Linked DNA regions of Mus musculus: region 2 is linked to region 1. The links are chromatin contacts, found by Hi-C or POLR2A ChIA-PET in ENCODE. All regions are on one chromosome and are shown on one strand. Each heading gives the region's core, a stretch centred on a gene start or an enhancer-like site at or near the end of the contact. The rest is flanking DNA. Distances are from core to core; before and after follow the strand shown. Region 1 holds the start of 1700056E22Rik (RIKEN cDNA 1700056E22 gene). Region 2 has its middle 31 kb from the start of Gm34130.

What was found. Hi-C counts contacts between places; a loop is a spot of excess contacts on that map. ChIA-PET counts read pairs that join two places held with the same protein, here RNA polymerase II (POLR2A).
Region 2: a loop to region 1 is called in a map of heart, with 2.4 times the contacts of the local background. The contact joins the enhancer-like site here to the promoter of 1700056E22Rik in region 1. A Hi-C loop is called at or near these places in 1 of 37 maps with a recorded cell type or tissue (heart). POLR2A ChIA-PET finds 5 or more read pairs at or near these places in 1 of 5 experiments (Patski).

The regions. Positions count from the first base shown.
Region 1 is chr1:184,031,520-184,036,440 of GRCm38, forward strand. 1700056E22Rik (RIKEN cDNA 1700056E22 gene) reads right to left here and starts at 2,479. Exons shown (of 1, transcript NM_028516.1): 1 at 1,513-2,479. The coding sequence starts at 2,341. The coding sequence ends at 1,637. It overlaps Dusp10 (dual specificity phosphatase 10), which reads left to right and starts at 2,862. Exons shown (of 4, transcript NM_022019.6): 1 at 2,862-3,050.
Region 2 is chr1:183,904,177-183,908,624 of GRCm38, forward strand. No RefSeq gene overlaps it. Among named protein-coding and RNA genes, the nearest start is that of Gm34130, 31 kb to the right of the region's middle. Within about 2 kb of position 1,349, at least 1 of the 3 ENCODE cell types and tissues checked has a DNase peak (open chromatin) inside an H3K27ac peak, as active enhancers do.

The sequences.
Region 1 (4,921 bases), core at 1,229-3,728:
ATTCCCCAGTGCCTTCCCTATTTGCTGATTGAATGCCACCTTACCTGGGGATTTAACTTTGCCAAACTCCCTTTCCCTAACCGAATCCGGGAATCTATCTTGGCCTTCAGGGCTATTGAAGACCTCACCATTCTGCCACCAAGCACCTGACTTAACCTCTTGAACATGCCCTGTATCAGTCTGTTTTCTGTCTCTGATCTTGGCCACAATTAGCTTTGTCCTTCAGCTCTAACACACAGCACAAGGATCTGGTAGAAACTCTATGCTCCTTTCAGTAGCAACAAAGTCACAGACCAGCATAAGTGCACTACGTGGCCCAAGGGCAGTAAAGAGGCTTTACTCTTTCTCTGGGACAAAAACTAAACAGCAAGGTGTTCCTGGGTATCCGATTGTGTTCATGGCCCTTTGCTGACTGACTGATCCCATACATTTAAACTTAAGGGCTAAGTTTTAGAAAGTATTTTTACATTATGACTCCAAATTAGTAATTGAAATCACCTCCCTTGGCACAAAAGCATCCTGGAGTAGTGAGTGGAAAAACCTACCTGGAATCTGACTTCTTTGAGTATAGCTACTCAAACTGCTGCCTAATTTAAAAAGCCTCCGGATCTTTAGCATATGTTAATGGCTGGTAATTACCATGCATATGTTAATGACATGGAAATTACTCAATGCTTCGGGTTTGATTGATGAGTAATTTTGTCAGTTTTCCCAATTTTTCAGCCTGGATGACAGACTTTTAGTTAACAGAATTACTATAACTTATTAGTCTGAAACTATAATAATCATCTCATTAAATGAGTTACATTTCTTTCTCACATTGCCGGCATCAGGCTTTGTGAATCACAATTTACAGGTTGTCAGTACCTTTAGACAGAGGCTCCTCCAGCCTAAAGCAAACACAACCTTCCCAAAGCCTTCGGTCAATAGAGAACCTCGCTCTACTATACCCCAACCACTTCCACAAGCATCTTTTCATCTTTTTCGGAGCAAGGACGGGAGTTTGCTGTTTACAAATGTACACAGTGATGAACACAGCAAATGTGGCTGGACAGACAAGCATCAGACCTAATACCTAGAACTCAAACCGTAAATGGGAACCCCAGCAGTAAATATTCAGGGATATAGATAACCTACAAAAGTGCTCTGGGAAATTCTTTTCTGGGTTCCACGGAAAATGCGCACAGCCTACCTCCTCCACTAGCCTGATCCTGCTAATCCTCAAAGATCTAAGGACCAAAGGGTGCGACCTGGACACTCGTGTGCAGACATTCGGGTGTGGGTGCTGTGTATTTGGGTGTGTAGACAGAATGGGGCTAAAGAAAATCCTTTTCCAACCCCAGTGTGCACTTGTGTAGAAGTGCTCAACTCAAGGGAGATCATGCTGAATCGACAGAGCTAGTCAGCGAAGGTGATGATGGTTGGACACCTTATGATCCTAGATCAACAGCAATGGTGAATGTCTGGGGCCTAAAGCAAACGCCTCCCATCATTAAGGACATCTGAACCTGCCACGGAGCTGATAATGTTTTATTCCACTTCAATTACTTCACATTTTGGTCTTCCTCTCTGAGGGGGTAGGGAGGTATAAAAAGCTCTATTGCTTTAGGATTCTTTAACGCAACTTCATCACAGTTCATCTGGGCTTTTCCACTCCTTTGAATTCCAGGGTCATTCTTCTGTACCTTCCCTGATATTTTTCTGGCAAGGCGCTAGCAGGCTTGCTCAGCTTCCCACTTCTCTTCACCGGTGACATACCCCGACCAGTAGTGACCCCTCTGATGGACAAAGTTCGGGGAATCGGGAGAGCTGGCGTGGGCCCTTCCATGCTCCTCAAGCGCCGCTCATTCTGGCTGTTCAACCCGAGCTCTGGCTCCTTCCCGCCGGCGCTTGCTGTTCCAGGCTGGCGCTCCTTGGCTCGCCGAGGGCCCTGCGCCACTGAGGGCCGGGGGCGGCCCAGCACCGGGGGGCGGATGGACTGCGGGCTCCAAAACATCGCACAGGGGGAGGTGGCCGCGGGAGAAGCGGGGACCGCGTTGGGAGGAGGTCGGTGCCTGGGCTGCGGGGCTTGTGGGGCGTTCGGAGGGCCCGGCCACGCCCAGCTCTGCGGGACGGCGCCCACGCTGCCCTTCAACACCGGCCCCCAGTGGCTGCTCTCACAGAGCCAGGCGTCCTCCTCCGAGTAGCTCTCCGGAGTGCCGCCTTCGGGATCGGAGTCGGGCTCCTGAGAACAGGTTGGGGACGGCGGAGGAGTGACAGGGTCACGGAAGTAGGGGAACAAGAGCACGGCGCGCAGCCGCCGCGCGGGAGAGCAGTAGGGCAGCCGGAGGGGCAGCGACATCTGCGGGCCGGGCCAAGCGGGGCTGCGGGGAGGCCGGCCCTGTGCACGCTCACGTCCCGCGCGGCGCAGCCACAGCCATGGAGGGACCCGGCTTCGAGTCGTCTCCGGCCTGGGGAAAGTTGGATGGACACTCCACCTGGAGTCAAAAGGCGGAATGGAGACCCCGCGAGGCTGATGTCCTCAACAGGGGGCGGGGGAGGGTCAGAAGAACCAGTTTCAGCCGGAGCGACCAGAGCAAGCCATTGACACTTCAGTCCCAGGAAGGGTTAACCGCGTCCTGCTGCCTAGGTTTACATGTAAATAGAGAGCCGCTGCTCCAAGCGGGCCCGGGCTAGCACTTTTAAGTTTTTGATTGGTTGCCAATGACATCACCACCCGCGCGTTCTAACACACCAAACCCACTAGCGGGTCCGAGCCGGCCTCCCTCCCAAGGCGAGGCCTCGCCCCTTTCTCCGCCCTCCTCGGCTTCTTATTGGTCAGAGACCACTGTGATGTAGCGGGCGGCAGCCTCTGGGTCTTCATTGGCGTATCGCGCCGTCGCTCGGAGGCAACCCCGCCCCCTCCAAAGCTTACATTTACGCTGTAGCAAAAGAGAAAGTAACTCTGTGTTGCTGCTGGGGATCAATGAAGCTGAGTGAATGGGGGCGCACTGCGCGAGCGCATAGCTGGAGCGGGCGCCAGATGGTAGAGGGCTACGCTTATTGATGAAGTAAGTGGAAGACATCACGGGTCACTCAGAGCCGGAGGGTGGAGGGTTCCGTGTGTGTGTGTGTGTGTATGTGTGTGTGTGTGTGTGTGTGTGTGTGTGTGTGTGTGTGAGTGAGAGAGAGAGAGACAGAGACAGAGAGACAGAGAGAGAGAGAGACAGAGACAGTGTCAGAGAGACAGAGACGGACCTACGTCAGGTAAGGAAGATCCTAAGGTTTAGTCTTTTGGCTCTGCTTGCCCTGGGATGAAGAGGGGAAATGAGTTTTGGTTTGGTTAAGATGCTTTATGGCAGTTTTCAAAGCCCAAGGCTTTGCTCATGATGCTCAGTGGTGGCACGGAATAGGGATGCTACGTGCCCCAGGAGTGGGGAAGGAGCATTCTTTAAGCACTTGGTTTTTCTTCAGTCCCTGTTAGTGGTGGAAGGAAGATTAGCGAGAAAGGGGGTAGGGGGTTCGTGCTATTTTTGTGGGAGGTTTCCCGGGCCAGACTGGCTTTGGAGCTATCTGCTGCAAGGATGCAGATCTCAGTGCGCTCTGTGCCCGTGTGTGAGCAGCAGCACAGTGAAGAGGTACCGGTCCCAGCCTGTGTCTCTGGAAAGTCGTTCCCGGGTTCTCCTCCTAGGGAATAGGCTACTAATCCTGGATGTCCCCTTACCAGGTAGCAAAATAGCAAAGACTTTGACTGCATTCATGTTCCAGCTGGGACACAGTTAACAGTTTTTGGAATAGTACTCGCTCTGAAAAAAAAAATACTACGCAAGGGAGAGGGAAGGAGGGAGGGAGGGGAGGGGAGGGGAGGGAGGGAGGGAGGCAGGCAGAAGGTTTGATCCTTTGCTCCCAACCAAAGGTGGGTGAGAGAAACCCGAGTCAGTGGGGATATGCCTACACGGGTGGGGACGTGCTCCTGGGTGCGCGTGTGTGGATTTTGCTGGTGACACTTTGGCTCGGTCTCAGAGAACAGTTACGGTCATGAATAGACCGATGATCCTTGATGTTTTTCCAGTCAGCTCTTAAAGTTCGTTTAGATGAGTGGCTCTTGCTTGGGGTTTGATTTCTCTAGTAGAGGAGTCAGAATTGCTATGTTATAGGGTGGCCTTGTGCCTACCGGGAGGAGGAAAGTGATCCATTGCAGGCACCCTTGGAGGAGGCAAAGGCAGCCCCCGTGGGCTCTAGGTCTGAGCTTCCCAATTAGCCTAACTGTGGTAAAGGGACGAGTGAGGTTGCCCTCTTGGAATCCACACTGTTTCCAAGAAGAATATCAGTATAGGGTTGAAACATTTTTTACAAAGTTGCCACTCCAGTGGAGATGCAAAGTCTGTCTGTATGACCAGATGAAACACATGCTCTTTTTTGCTTAGGGGCACAGCATAGAGAAGTGTAAGGATGAGTGGGGTCACAGAGGAACGGGCCATGGGTCAGCCTGGGGTGGGGTTCCTAGATCTGACTCCTTGGAAACTTGGTTTCTGGATAGTTATTCGTAGTGTAAGTGTGTGTGTGTGTGTGTGTGTGTGTGTGTGTGTGTGGTAATGGCTTGATTTGATTTGGAAGAGTCTAATGTGAGCTCTGAATAGGATGACGTTGAGCTTTTCAAAGGACCCACCAGAATGGAAAGGAAGATTAGCTCCTAGCCATGGAGGCTGACTTAGGGAGACACATTCCTTCTGATATGCAGAAGGTTAACATCCAGCCCCCATGTAAATATAGCTAGCTGCCAAGCATCTCCGTGCATCTCTGTGAGCTCCAACAGTGCTCTTGCTTGTCTCTTTGCCTTGGCTCTGGGGAAAGAAATGAAATACAGTACATGCCAGGGTGGACAGATGCATCCATCACAGGTGAAATAGACTTCTCTGCACAGGAGAGGAGGCTCAGAATA
Region 2 (4,448 bases), core at 99-2,598, 130 kb before region 1:
TTATGAACATCTAGCTTTCTTAAACCCTAAGCCAAAAGAAACCCTTCCTTTTTTTTTTGTTTTGTTTTGCTTTGTTTTGTTTTTAGAGACATGTTTTCTCTGTGTAGCCCTGGCTGTCCTGTAACTCACTCTGCAGACCAGGCTGGCCTTGAACTCAGAAATCTGCCTGCCTCTGCCTCCCGGGTGCTGGGATTCAAGGTGTGCGCCACCACTGCCTGGCAAGAAACCCTTCCTTAGGTCACTGTGTCCCTGGTATTTCAGTGCAGTAACAGAAACATAACTAACACCGAGAATGATACAGAAACTCTGGAAAGCCAAAGAAGGTCATGCTGGAACCTGGGTTATCGGAGGAACATTGGCAGAATAGTGAGTTCAAGGACATGTTGTGGGAAGACCTTTGAGAGAAGATCTGCACAGGAGCGTGGAGAGCCCAGAACACACGAGGTGTTGAATAAAACCAAGGCTTTCGTTCAAAGCTCTTTCTAAAGAGATTCAAAGCTCGGTTAGAGTAAAGTGTGGAAAATCTCTCTCCCTTGGGAACTGAAGATCGGAGGCCACCATGCAGTAAGTATTGAGCAAGCACCTGCCATGTGGTTAGTGCAGTGTGGGATGCCGTGGTGCTCCAGCTGTCGGTAGAAGCAGGTGCTTTTGAAGGAAGCATATGATTCTATTAGAGAAATGGGACTGTCACTTACAATTGACAGAAATATGAATGAGCAGCACATGTAGCCTTAGAGATTGTGCACATTAAACTGTGCAAAGAGAATGGACTCACTCTTGGGCAAGAAACCAGACAGCACCTATCCAAAGACTGTGTTAAAGCATTTCCCCAACTCTACTGCCCCACTTTTCAGGACAGCACATCCCAACCTGTTTGTAGTGTAGGCATTAATTTACTTAGCCAAACAAATTTCCACCTTAGTTGAATTACTTCTTTGAGACAAGCAGTGAGGGGGAAGAGCCTTACCCAGTAACATATCAGGGATCCAGAATGGACAAGCCCTCGCCTAGCAAAGACAGAACACTGGAATCAGTGAGATGGAATGGGTGGACATCTGAGATGCTATTGTCCTTAGGCAGCTGAGTAGCCGTCCTTGAACTTCTGTAAGCACAGCCTTACCTGCCACACATACCTCTGGACTAAACTCATGGTACATTCTCTGCTTCTGATACACTGACCTGAGTCTTATGCTATGTGCTTCGCAAGTGAGGGGCACAGAGATGGGTCTAGTGTGGACACCTCTCACCCCACGCTCAGCCCCAGATTCCCTTTTCAGGCAGAGGGAAGCTTGGGCTGAGTCATCTCAGTGATGAATGTTGTAGTCACTCTAGGGAGGTGTCCCCAGCTGCCCTGCTGGAGGGCAACCAAGTGAGTAACCCTGCTGATATCACATGGTACTGGAATGGCGCTGGCTTGTGGCTGTGCCAAGCTCATGGCCATGAACGAGGCTGTTCAGTGAACTCTCACACCCCAGAGGGGGTTAGGGTTCTGCCTTGGGGGATCTTATAGATCCAGCAGCTTGCAGAAGAGTTGCTTATGACCCAGTAGAAACTGACGGTGACACAGTAAGACAGTTCCCAGAGAAATTTAGGGGAAAGAAAAAATGCTGCCTGGGAATTTCTACTCCTCTCCCTAGACAATTGCCCTTTTCCCCACATTTCCTTGACCTCCTTAACACAGCTGTGGCTGACGTAGAAGTGCCAGCAGCGTTCCTACCCAGAGCAGAGTGGGGAAATAACAGGCTTAGATTGATGAAAAGTCTCTGCATCACGTGACCAGAACTCTCCCTCCATGTTGGTCCCAGGTACTGGATTCTGAATGCTCTGTATAGGAGATGCAGCCCCCGTGCTGTAAGCAGGCTCACTCCGAGGGAACTTTATTTCCATCTCTTGTATTAGTGATAGTGACATTTGGTTATTTGCTCTGGTCTTCAGACTGTTCTATCAACTCGATCTTCCATGTCATGAAACTCTCGCTCACGTTTCCGAATCTTCTATATGCTCACGTGCTTTTCCTTCTTCTTTTCTCCTTTCTCCACCTCTCCATTCTTTCTCCCTTTCCCAAGTTAGAAATTTTATTGACATTATTTTAATAGAGGCTTGAGCATGAGGAGTAACGGAGGTGCTAAGAGGAAAGTCAGGCATGTTTTCTTTCATTAGCCACCACATGGAATAGTCTGTGTGTACTCCTCTCTCTGTGTGTGTCCTCCTTCACACCATTATTTCCCATAGCCTTTGTATGGTTAAGGGATCAGGTTAGAACCAGAATTTTTATGCTAAGAGACAGGCATCAGTAGGAGGTCATAGGAGATCACTTGTCCCAGTGTTCTGTCAGGTAGCAGCCTAGAGGTTGCCATTTCCATCATAAGGTCATTCTCATCTCTAGTGTTACCTGTAAAGGCCAAGACTGTCCTGGCTCAGAGGTTGGGGAGTGGGAAGCAGGAAGCCCTGGGTGTTAGAGGGACGATACATTAGGATGTGTTTTGGTAAACATGGCTTTGACTTTGTAAAGTCAAAAATAAGGAAAGTCCCTTTCCTTGTTTCCTTTTTTGTTTTGTTTTTTGGGGGGACATGGTTTCTCTGTATATCCCTGGCTGTCCTGGAACTCACTCTGTAGACCAGGCTGGCCTCGAACTCAGAAATCTGCCTGCCTCTGCCTCCCACGTGCTGGGATTAAAGGTGTGCACCACCACGCCCAGCCTCCTCGTTTCCTTTTTCAACCATTTCAACCATTTTAACCATAAATCCTCCTGTATGTTCTGGACAGCTTATTGATCCAGGACAACGTGTGTATGAACTACTTATCTTACAGATGGGTAGATGATGACTATAGTCAACAGGCAATTGGTAATAGAATGTGATTTAGGAGATTAGATCTTCTGATCTTCTGCCAGAGAACCTTCCAGAACAGAAAACATATCTAAAGCCTCTCTCACACATGCACACTTACACCAGGGATACATGGTTTGATTGATACACACAATATTTTGATGTGGGAGGGAGGAAACCCGGGTTCCCCGTCAGCCCCAAAGAGCTCTGAGGGGAGCCATTTTTCTCAGCTGCAACAGAATCAAAAATGTGGTCACCTTCCAAAGATGACTTCCAGCAGTTCTCTAAGCGCCACAATTCTGAAATCCTGAATTCCTAGAACTAAGAAAATTGTCACAGATCAAAGAAGACCATAGTCTTGGGTTATTTCTGTCTTTCCAGGTGCTAGCTGCCTGCTTCTGGAAAGGCCATAGCAGTATTTTCTAGGTTCCTCTCTGTAAGTAGTTATAATAGAAAGTAACACCAAATATCCTATTTGAACATGACCATGGATCCCCAAATATCCCATGACATCACTTTGTAACTAGCTGCTCAAGGAAATAACCCAGAAGTGGAAACATAGTTTGGCAGTAAGCTTGACTTTCACCACCTGATGTTCTGCTCCAATGATCTACTATCTGATACTATCCCACCTGGGCAGTTCACCCATTAACTTTCACTAAAATACTGGTACAATGGAATGAATGAATCACTCTGGTCCTGGATCACCTACGTAAGTGAATAATTGTAGAGGAAATGGGACTCAAATAACAGGGTAGAAAGAGAAAGGACAAGAGGCAGTGCCTAGGGAGGTTTCGATCAACGTAGTGAGGTGACCAACAGGAGAATGAGATCCGCTGAGGATAAAGGAAGCATGCCTGAGAAGGACTAACAATTATCTCTCATGATGACTGCAGAATTTGGATGGCATCAGAGAATAGGATGCACATCAGCAATGGCGCTAGTCAAATGTAGAGGAGATTGCTGGAGATGTCCTCAGCCGGTGCCAGTGCCTTCTGACAGAGGGAATGGCCTATCTTTCAGAGTTCTCACTAGGTGCCAGGTACACTTTCTGAACCTCATACCTTTGAAGTTGCAAACAATGATGCTGCATTCGAGAACCTTGGGCTTCAAGAATTATCGCTTTGCATAATAACTACTCATTCACAGATGACCCTCCCTCAATAGAAGGAGCCCTAGAACACAACACTTGTGGTTTATTCAGAAGTATGTCCTCCATGCATGGCATAAGACCTGGAACCTAGTACATCCTCAGTAAAGGTCTCTTAACTGAATAAAAATTTAATTATCTTTGCTCTTTTGGAAGCTTCAGCCCTTCATTTGAACTTCTTTTATTGATAAACTATGTTGACCATGGTGTAGGGTTGTTTTGTTTTGTTTTGCTTTGCTTTTCCATGGCCCAAACTGAATCATACTAAATACTAAACTTACTGCATTGTTAATTTGGTACTTTCTTTCCATGCATCTCACAGCTTATAACAGAGAAACTAGAGCTTCCTATAATCCCCAGACTCAAAGGTTCAGTTTCACCTACAATTTCTCATGCCTAAAATACACTAACTCTACTGAAGATGCAGAACTCTGCAGTGGGAGATTAGATCCCAGGCTCACAGTTTGTT